2 separate regions of the Homo sapiens genome follow, and region 1 is linked to region 2. The links are chromatin contacts, found by Hi-C or POLR2A ChIA-PET in ENCODE. All regions are on one chromosome and are shown on one strand. Each heading gives the region's core, a stretch centred on a gene start or an enhancer-like site at or near the end of the contact. The rest is flanking DNA. Distances are from core to core; before and after follow the strand shown. Region 1 has its middle 49 kb from the start of INTS6-AS1. Region 2 overlaps INTS6 (integrator complex subunit 6).

Region 1 (4,590 bases), core at 1,598-4,097, 82 kb before region 2:
TTTATAATAGCCAAAACCTGGAAATAACCTGAATGTCCATCAGTAGAAGAACGGCTAAATAAATTGTGGTACGTCTTTACAAAAAAAATTACTCAACAATAAAAAAGCATATTCTTCCAATATATGCAACCATGTGGATGAATCTCGAAAACATTATGCTGAGTGAAAGAAGCCAGATACAAAAAACACACACCGTATGATTCTATTTGAAATTTTGGGAAAAACAAACTAATCAATAGTGACAGAAAGCAGATGCAGGGTGAAATCAGCTAGGATCTAGCCAGTGTTGTCTTGCTAACTAGTCATGCAAGCTTGAGCAGGTCACTAGACCTTCCTGCTCCTTCATTTCCTCAAATATAATAGATAATTAGACAAACCCAGGTCATATGTGCTAGCTGAGATTCAAGGTCTCTTCCAGTGCTAAATTCTTGGTCTCTTCTGCATCCAGACCCATGGTGATATAAAAGGAAAAAATGTATTCGTGATGCTTACATTGAATTCCTAAAACTTAGTATAATTGTCATGAAGTGGTTTTGTCAAAGAAGCGAATCATTGTCTAGATAATTTTTCTTTTGCCAGAGAAAGTTAGGAATTAATAATAAAATAGGCCAGAAAAGTGAAGAAAGGGTTCTAACTGCAGTGGCAGGAGGCCTGGGCTTTTGATAGAAAACGCTGAGTATGGTGGGGAGGGGGGGGAGGGGGGGAGGGAGGGTGGGGGGGGTTAGGCTAAGTAGCAGAAAGAAGTAACAGTTGCAAAAAAAAAAAAAAAAAAAAGAAACACAACATGCAATGAAACTGAAGGCTCAAATCACCTTCCTGCTACATCTAGGAAACTGTAAAGTTAGAACCATTCATTTCCCCAGTAACACATTATTCAAAAGCCAAAATCACGGTCAAACAAATAGACCCCAAAAAATGCATTTGAATGGGAATTTCACTTGGGTCTTCTAGAAGGGACACCTTGCCTGTTTCACGACAATCCCATAAGGGACGTACTGTGCTTGTATTTATCCTCCATTTTACAGGTGGGGAAACCGAGATACATACCAGTGTATTACCCTTCTGAAAAACAAGGCATTTTAAATTTGAAAGCACAACTGGCCTCATGGCTTTAGATAAGGGATTGTGGACCTATAATAACTAACTCGCTGGGTTGTGGTCTGGATTAAATGTGATGATGTATGTCAAGGCCCTGGCACATATTCAGTTCTCTATAAGGGGCAGTTATTACTATTAGAAGGAATAATTAATTTTAGTTGGTAAAATTTCTAAGGTGTCTTGGAGGATGCAGGATTATAAAGATCCTTGTGGCAAGACCACTCAAGACAAAGGAAATTGCTTCAGCCAAGTTAATTGTGTGATGGTGGAGGGTGTATTCTGGGAATGTGAAATAAGGAGATGGTACTGGATTTGAGGATTACAGAAGAGATGAGGCCAGAAAGCTTGGTTGGTGCTACAAATTGTGGATAGCTTGTTGACATGTAACACCAGGAGGCCTAAAAGCTTGGATCTATGGTTGTGGGGGAGCGGAGTTGAAATTTAATGAAGGTCGGACATGGGAATACAGAAAAAATAGAACGTTAGGAAGACTGGGAGGCTCAACCAGGATTTGGCAACCAATATTGGGTAGGGGAGGGTGAGAGGGGGATTCTGGAGCTGAAATGTTTCTGAGACTTCAAGTATGACTCACATCTAGCACAGTTATGACTTGAGATCCAGTGCTTCCATGAAGAAAAGGACTAGGCTTGTATGGAAGGATAAGTTCAATTCAGGATGTGCTGAGTCTGAGATGGATACAGAACAACTGATCAGAAATACAGGCCTGGGGCTGGGAGATGAGTCAGCTGGAGGCAGAAGGGGAGTTGTCCCCTAAAAGATCACAGTGAAACTACCCAAGTAGATGAGATCATTGAGAAAGTACATGTAGCATGAGGCAAATACTATCAATATTAGTAAGCATTACAGGGATGTGCATGTGCTTGGGGGACCTTGTAGTGGGAAGGGCATCATACAAAATTAAAACATCTGCACCTAAGTCCTTCCTGGGCTTTCATATGTATACTCTCATTAATCAATCTTTAACACATAACATTGTGAGGTAGAAAAAAGAGAGAAGAAGGGCAAGCGTTTGTGAAGGTTCATATTTTTGAGGTTAGGAAGAAGAGGAACTAGAAAAAGAAAGAAAGATCAAGTTTTTATAAAGTTGTAGTAAACCTCCAACAGCCAACTTATCATTGTCAGACAGAGATCCTGCCTCCAATATTCTTGAACCTTAAATGAAGATCAGGACTCATACCTAAGATGTGTGTAACAAGCTAAGGGGACATTTGAAAAGTGCCAAGTACAAGGCATAGATGACAAACACTAATCATGGATTGGGCTGGATTTGGTCCAGGAAGACTCAGAGGGAAAACATGTGGGCTGAGTCTTGAAGGACAGCAGGGCTTGGAGGAGTGGAGAGAGCAGAACAATGCAGACCAGGGGGACCCACAGCCCTAAAGGCCAAGAATTTCCTTCCTTCCTTCCTTCCTTCCTTCCTTCCTTCCTTCCTTCCTTCCTTCCTTCCTTCCTTCCTTCCTTTCCTTCCTTCCTTTCCTTCTTTCTCAGAGCCTCACTCTGTCACCCAGGCTGGAGTGCAGTGGTGCAATCTCGACTCACTGCAACCTCCGCCTCCCGGGTTCAAGCGATTCTCATACCTCAGCCTCCTGAGTAGCTGGGATTACAGGCATGCACCACCATGCCTGGCTAATTTTTGTTTTTTTAGTAGAGACGGGGTTTCACCATGTTGGCTGGGCTGGTCTCGAACTCCTGACCTCATGTGATCCGCCCACCTTGGCCTCCTAGGCTTGAGCCACTGTGTCCTGCCGAAGCCAAGAATTTTCTCTGACCTCATATTTACAACCAATGTGTACCAGAAAGTCTCATACAAACTCACAATGCTTACATACTTATGTGGTCATCAGATATGGCACAACAGTGGCTTTGATTTTCCTTTTATACAGGAGCACATTTCAGCTTTTCTTCCAGTTTCCTATTTATTTTAGTTCCAATGTTTAGTTAATACCTTTGATTTTTAAACATTAACTCTTCTAATGTCAGATTCTATGGCATTCTGAATTATTGACATTATGCCTGAAGATTTTAAAAGAACAACTAATTCTCAATTACTTCCAGTTTACTGGTCTGAATGTTGCTCCCCTCCACCTGCAACTTAGGAGGGACCTTGGAGCAAGGTCGTGTCCCAGATTGTTGAGGACGTTTGCTGCTCCTTGGCTTCCCAGCTCCTGTTCCTCTTTCTAAGAGCACTGTGAGTTGCTTGTTGGGAACTAATGGCTCCTCACTGTGGCAGTCCCAGTGGGACTGCTAGTTAAGGAAACTTGCTTCTTGCCAAGAGAGTTGGCCAATCAAATTTTATTCTAGACTAGTGTATCTTGAGCAGGGTAAGTCAAGGACTGTGTAAAAAAAAAAAAAAAAAAAAAAAAAAAAAGGACCAGGATTTCAACAATGATGCTCTGAAGAGATCATCAACCACTTTCTACCCCAGGGCTGCTCTTTCTGAGTCTCACTCTTCAGGTTGTTTTTTCATTCTGGGAGCTGTCCCACATCTTTCTCTTCTCTCTTAACTTAGCCAGGGTCAGTTTCCATTGTTTATAAAAACCAAAACAAAGCAAAACTCATTCACTGACCTGACCGGAAAACGTGATATTTTCAATTGTCTGCCAAAGTTCCCCCCACTGATGTGGAAAATCAAGAGTGATAAGGATGGTTAAAAGAGAATAATTGAGATATTGCGACAAATGATACTTTGTTGGTTTCTCTTTCAGTTACTTGAATCACTGTCGACACACTTGCTTGAAGAAGACACTGGAGAGCCATTCTGTCACCCAGGCAGGAGTGCATTCATGATAGGTAGCCTTACTATGCGGTTCTAGTCTGTACCCTGCTATCTTTTCCAGGGGATGGTTTGTGTAGAGCATGTAGAGTGGCTCCTGTGTTCTCTGGCTTCCTGGTTGAGTTTCGTCCTCCCTCTGCCTTGAGAGAGTAGGGTCTGGGTGTGAGTTCTCTTAGCTACCACCTTAAGAGGTTGCTTCAGTCTGTCTATGCCTAGTGGTGTGCTAGTAAATGTTTAACTGGCTTTCTGCAAAAAAAAAAAAAAAAGTTCTGGTTTACAGTATTTGCTGATTACCATGGTACCGTATTCCCACCATGACCGATTTTAGGCTACCAGTGTGACATCATTGAATACAAGTTGGGAAAAGATGCAGTCAGCTCTCATGTGTCCTATGAGGTGGCTCCAGCACATAGCTGTGTGTGTGTCTCCCAGCATGACTCCTCTCAAGGTGGCCCTGCACTCCACAATTCTTTCTCCTTCGAGCTCTAGGAACTTGCATGATCCCTTTGTGGTCTGCCTAATCCCTGCACATATCTTTGTAAATTGTCCCTTTGTAAGAAAACAAACTGTTCATACACATCCACTCACGTGTGCATGAGAAATTTCACAAATTACCCTAATTTGAAAGTGCCATCACATGGTGGTGGTAACTAGCCTCCAAGGTGGCCCCTAGTGATATCTTTCCTGGTACTCATGAA
Region 2 (4,508 bases), core at 952-3,451:
TTGTTTTGTTTGTTGTGGTTTTGATGTTTTTTTTCCTTTCAGCTAAAGGAGCAGCCCAGTGGTTTTCAAGAAGTGCTAAAGTGCACTGACTGTCTCATGATGACTGGTGCCTCAGGGAGGGTCATGATTCCTGGATACAGGATCGACCTGATCCTGGATGTCACTTCAAGCAGTCAGATCGTGGGGAAAAGCCTTGTCTAATGGCTAGCCTTCCTCAAAAGTCTGATGCTAGTCATCTCGGAAGGCCTCAGAAAAAGCCTTAAAGGTGAGCAGAGTAGAGTGTAGTTCTCTCTGGGGGCTATGACTATTTGTTGGAGAATCTGATTCAACATAGAATGACAACCCTAAACTGATAAATCCAGGTTCAATTGGTAATTAACTTTGAGCTTATAAATTGGTTGATGATGATTATCAGACCCCAGCTTTTGAGTTAGTAGAACCACCTTGCTAAGCTTAAGATCTGTAAGTGAGGAACTCGGTATTTCCTGGGGCTCTTCACAGCTTTAGGTTAGTATCTGTTGTCTTAGACCGAAATAGCCTTGCTATCATAGCTAAGGAACACTTTGGTTACAAAATTGCACTTGGTTGTTAAGTATGGATAGTTTTTTTTTTTTTTTTTTAATTTAGCTAGCAAGGTATTCTCTTGATTTGTATATTTATTAGATACCAGTTATTTGGTATTACCAATTATCAGGGTTTGGAAGGATAAGTTTGCATTTGCTTTGTCTGTTATAATAACCTTTTTTAAAAAAACATAGCTACCTTTGAACCAAGTTTGGATTTATGTAGCTCGTATTTTATTGCATTCTGTTGAAGAATATTAGTACTACCTGCATCATTTCAATGACATTTTTAGCACCAGAAAAAGATTCTCCAGAGATGTTTTGAGTATTTTGGAAAAAGTTTAATTCTGGGCCTCTTTCTCTGTGATTTGAAGCACTCACAGAACTCAGTTATTCATGTAATAACATTGATTGCTAATAACGTTGATTACTAAATTTAAATGCTAAAGCTTGTCCTAAGACTTAACTTTTTTTTTTTAAATGAACCACCTATATTAGTAAAAAAAAAAAAAAATTAAGTATGTACCATTCCCAGTGTATGCACATTTTTAAATTTAGAAATTATATATGTGACTACTGCATTAATATTATTATGTTAAAAACATATATTAAAATAGAACTTTAAAAAGATGAGAGGAAAAAATTTATACAAAGGAAATTCTGATCTTTGCTTCTTGAATAACATGGATCATGATTTATACTAGGGGTCAGCAAACATTTTCTTTGAAGGGCCAGATAGTGAACATTTTAGGTTTTTCAGCCTGTATAGTGTGTACTGGAACTATTCCACTGTTGGAGGGCAAAAGCAGCCATAGACAGTATGTTAAATGAGTGAGAGTGGCCGTGTTCAATAAAATTTTATTTACAAAAAATAGGCTCTGGGCTGGATTTGGTTGGTGGGCTATAGTTTGCTGATCGCTGGTGTATACCCTGTTTTGTAGACTACTGTTCTAGACCTTGGAGTTGTATTGTACTACTTCTGTTAGATCCTTTTCACATTAGTTTTAGAGAGTGGACTTTATGGAATTGATTTTTCCTTTATGAAGTGGGTAGAACACCACTAGTAGAGAGTATTCAGTTAAAGTGAACAGATGCTTATTGAACAGTAGTGAAGTTCAGATGCAGGGTTAGGTACTGGCTCATGAGTTTGATATGAGAGGTACAGTTATGGCATAGTGTAAGATGTAAAATTATTAAAGCACAAGCTAATAAGATGGTACAGTTGAGAAAGTGAGGCCGGAGCTGGCTCTAGGAAATGTCTTGAGTTGGATTTTGAAAGGTTAATTCAAGTTTGTGAAGTAGATGTATGCAAAGACATAAAGGTCACTGAAGAGAGTTTGGGAGAACTGTATGTACCTCAGTATTGATAGCTGGCAAAGTGTTCAAGAAAAACAGCAGCAGGAAATGAGACTAGATAGATTGGCATGGCACGTCCTATATTCTCTGCCAAGGAGTTTCGACTTTGTCTTACAGATTGATGAAAACCTTATAGATTGAACCTTACAGATGGGAACCTTATGGATTGAAGAGATTTTAGTAGAGGAGAAAGTTATTAGATTTGCATTTTAGAAAGAAGTAGCGTGGACTATACAAAGAGCAGGTTTTTTTGGCACCTCATCTGTTTTCACTTCCTCATAAAAGAGGACATGATTGTAGGTTGAACTATACCAGACATAAAATTAAGAAACTTGGAGTGCTATTTAGCAATAAAAAGGAATGAATTGTGACATGCTACAACATGGATGAACTTGAAAAACATTACCCTAGATGCAAAGGACCTCATATAGCATTATTCCATTTATATGGAATGTCCATAAAGTTGATTAGTGCTTGCCTGGAAGTGTTTGGGAGACTGACTGCAAATGGGCACAGGGATCTTTTTAAGATGTTGGAAATGTTCTAAAACTGCATGGTGGTGATGGTTGTACAACTCTGTAAATTTACTAAAACTCGTTGAACACATAAAATGGATGAATTTCTCAATAAAGTTGTTAAAAAATTAGAAAGACTTTACCTTTGCAATTTGTTGGGGTAAAACTTTGTTGAAGAAAGTATTTCAGTATTGCAGGTTGTCAAGTGATTGCTCTTTCCTCTGAACAAATATTGACCTTAAACTACTAGAAGCTAAAAAAAAGTTTTGATTTTTTAATCAAAAATTCCTTTTGGATGTACATTGGATATTCCTAAGGATACACATTTTTAACTGTGGAGTGTAACAATAGGAACTAACAATAAATAATTGGGTTGGCATTAAGTTTTATGGGATTCACTTTGACTTTAATAATTTTTTTTGAGACAGGATCTTGCTTTGTTGCCTAGAATTTCTTAATTTTCCTTTCCTTAATAAATATGATATGAGGAGAACCTTCTTCATTGCTTATATTGGATAATAGTATTAAAGTTAGAAATAGCCTAAGGGAAATTTACTTGATTTTTTTTTTTCAAGGAAATATACTAAAGAAAAAGCTGATATAGGATGCTTTTAAATTTATAAATTGTTTCCTCATAATCTTAACAGTTATAGGAAATGAATAAAGAGAATGCAAAACAATTGGAAAATGGTTAATTTCATTCAATAAATATGTATTTAGGGCTTACCATGTGCCTAGGCACTGTTCTTAGAAACAGATTGTGAAGGACTGTTACTGTATTACTTTCTTTTATTCCTGGCTACTAAAATAATGTATGAGGTTGAGCTTAATTATTTTAAAAAATGTGTAAACTTAAGTGTTTAACTTTTATTGTTTACAAGGTAATTTCACATCTCCTGTAATTCTCAATTCTGTGACGGTGAGGAAAATGTCTTAGTAAGGCTGATTTCTACCTAAGAGGCAGAGCTAGGACTTGACTGTTTGTTTTATTTTTTCAGGTCCATTGCTCTTTACACTCTAGTGTGGGATTAAAAGAAAAAAACAAGCAACAGTATTGTACTGCATAAGGACAGTCATATAGGTCAGTGAGATAGAATTGAGAGTCTAGCAGCAAAACACATACATTTATAGTCAGTCGATTTTTGACAAGAGTTAAGACAGTTTAATGAGAAAAGAATAATTTTCTGGCCGGGTGCAGTAGCTCACGCCTGTAATCCTAGCACTTTGGGAGGCCAAGGCAGGTGGATTGCCTGAGCTCAGGAGTTCGAGACCAGCCTGGCCAACCCGGTGAAACCCCATCTCTATTAAAAAATACAAAAAATTAGCCGGGTGTGGTGGCATGCGCTTGTAATCCCAGCTACTCGGGAGGCTGAGACAGGAGAATGGCTTGAACCTGGGCGGTGGAGGTTGCAGGGAGCTGAGATCGCGCCATTGCACTCCAGCCTGGGTGACAGAGCAAGACTCCGTCTCAAAAAAAAAAAAAAAAAAAAGAATTTTCTTAGCAAATGGTTTTGGGCCAACTGAATATGCATGCACATGCAAGAGAATGAAATTGAACCTCTACCTTATATGCAAAAGTTAGATCAAAATGGATCAAAGACCCAAATATAAGAGCTAAAACTTAGAAGAAAACATAGGCTTAATCTTCCTGACCTAGGATTAGGCAAGTTTTAGTTAGACATGACACCAGAAGCACAAAGAACAACTAGACAAATTGGACTTCAGAATTAAAAACTTTTGTTTCAAAGGATACTGTCAAGAAAGTGAAAAGATAGTAACAGAATGAGAGAAAATATTTGCAAATCATTTATCTGTGAAGGGCATGATATCCAGAATATATAAAGAACTGTAACAACATAAAAATAAAAAGACAATCTAATTTAAAAATGGTCAAAGGATTTGATTAGACATTTCTCCAGAGAAGATACATAAATGGCTAGTAAGTACATGAAAAGATGCTCACCATCATTAGTCATGAGGGAAATGCAGATTATAACCATAATGAGATAGCAGTTTACACCTACTATGACATATAATAAAAAAGATGGACAGTTACAAATGTTGGTGAGAATGT

Evidence for each region. A loop is a pair of places that touch in the nucleus more often than their neighbours do. ChIA-PET counts read pairs that join two places held with the same protein, here RNA polymerase II (POLR2A). Pooled maps may share reads with other maps.
Region 1: a loop to region 2 is called in a pooled map, with 2.6 times the contacts of the local background. The contact joins two enhancer-like sites. A Hi-C loop is called at or near these places in 2 of 50 pooled maps. POLR2A ChIA-PET finds 5 or more read pairs at or near these places in 3 of 52 experiments (AG04450, activated CD4-positive, alpha-beta T cell and activated T-cell).

What each region holds. Positions count from the first base shown.
Region 1 is chr13:51,499,653-51,504,242 of GRCh38, reverse strand. No RefSeq gene overlaps it. Among named protein-coding and RNA genes, the nearest start is that of INTS6-AS1, 49 kb to the right of the region's middle. RefSeq lists an enhancer at 1,594-1,743. Within about 2 kb of position 2,847, at least 3 of the 41 ENCODE cell types and tissues checked have a DNase peak (open chromatin) inside an H3K27ac peak, as active enhancers do.
Region 2 is chr13:51,416,869-51,421,376 of GRCh38, reverse strand. The region is part of intron 4 of INTS6 (integrator complex subunit 6); the gene reads left to right. Among named protein-coding and RNA genes, the nearest start is that of INTS6, 34 kb to the left of the region's middle. Within about 2 kb of position 2,201, at least 3 of the 41 ENCODE cell types and tissues checked have a DNase peak (open chromatin) inside an H3K27ac peak, as active enhancers do.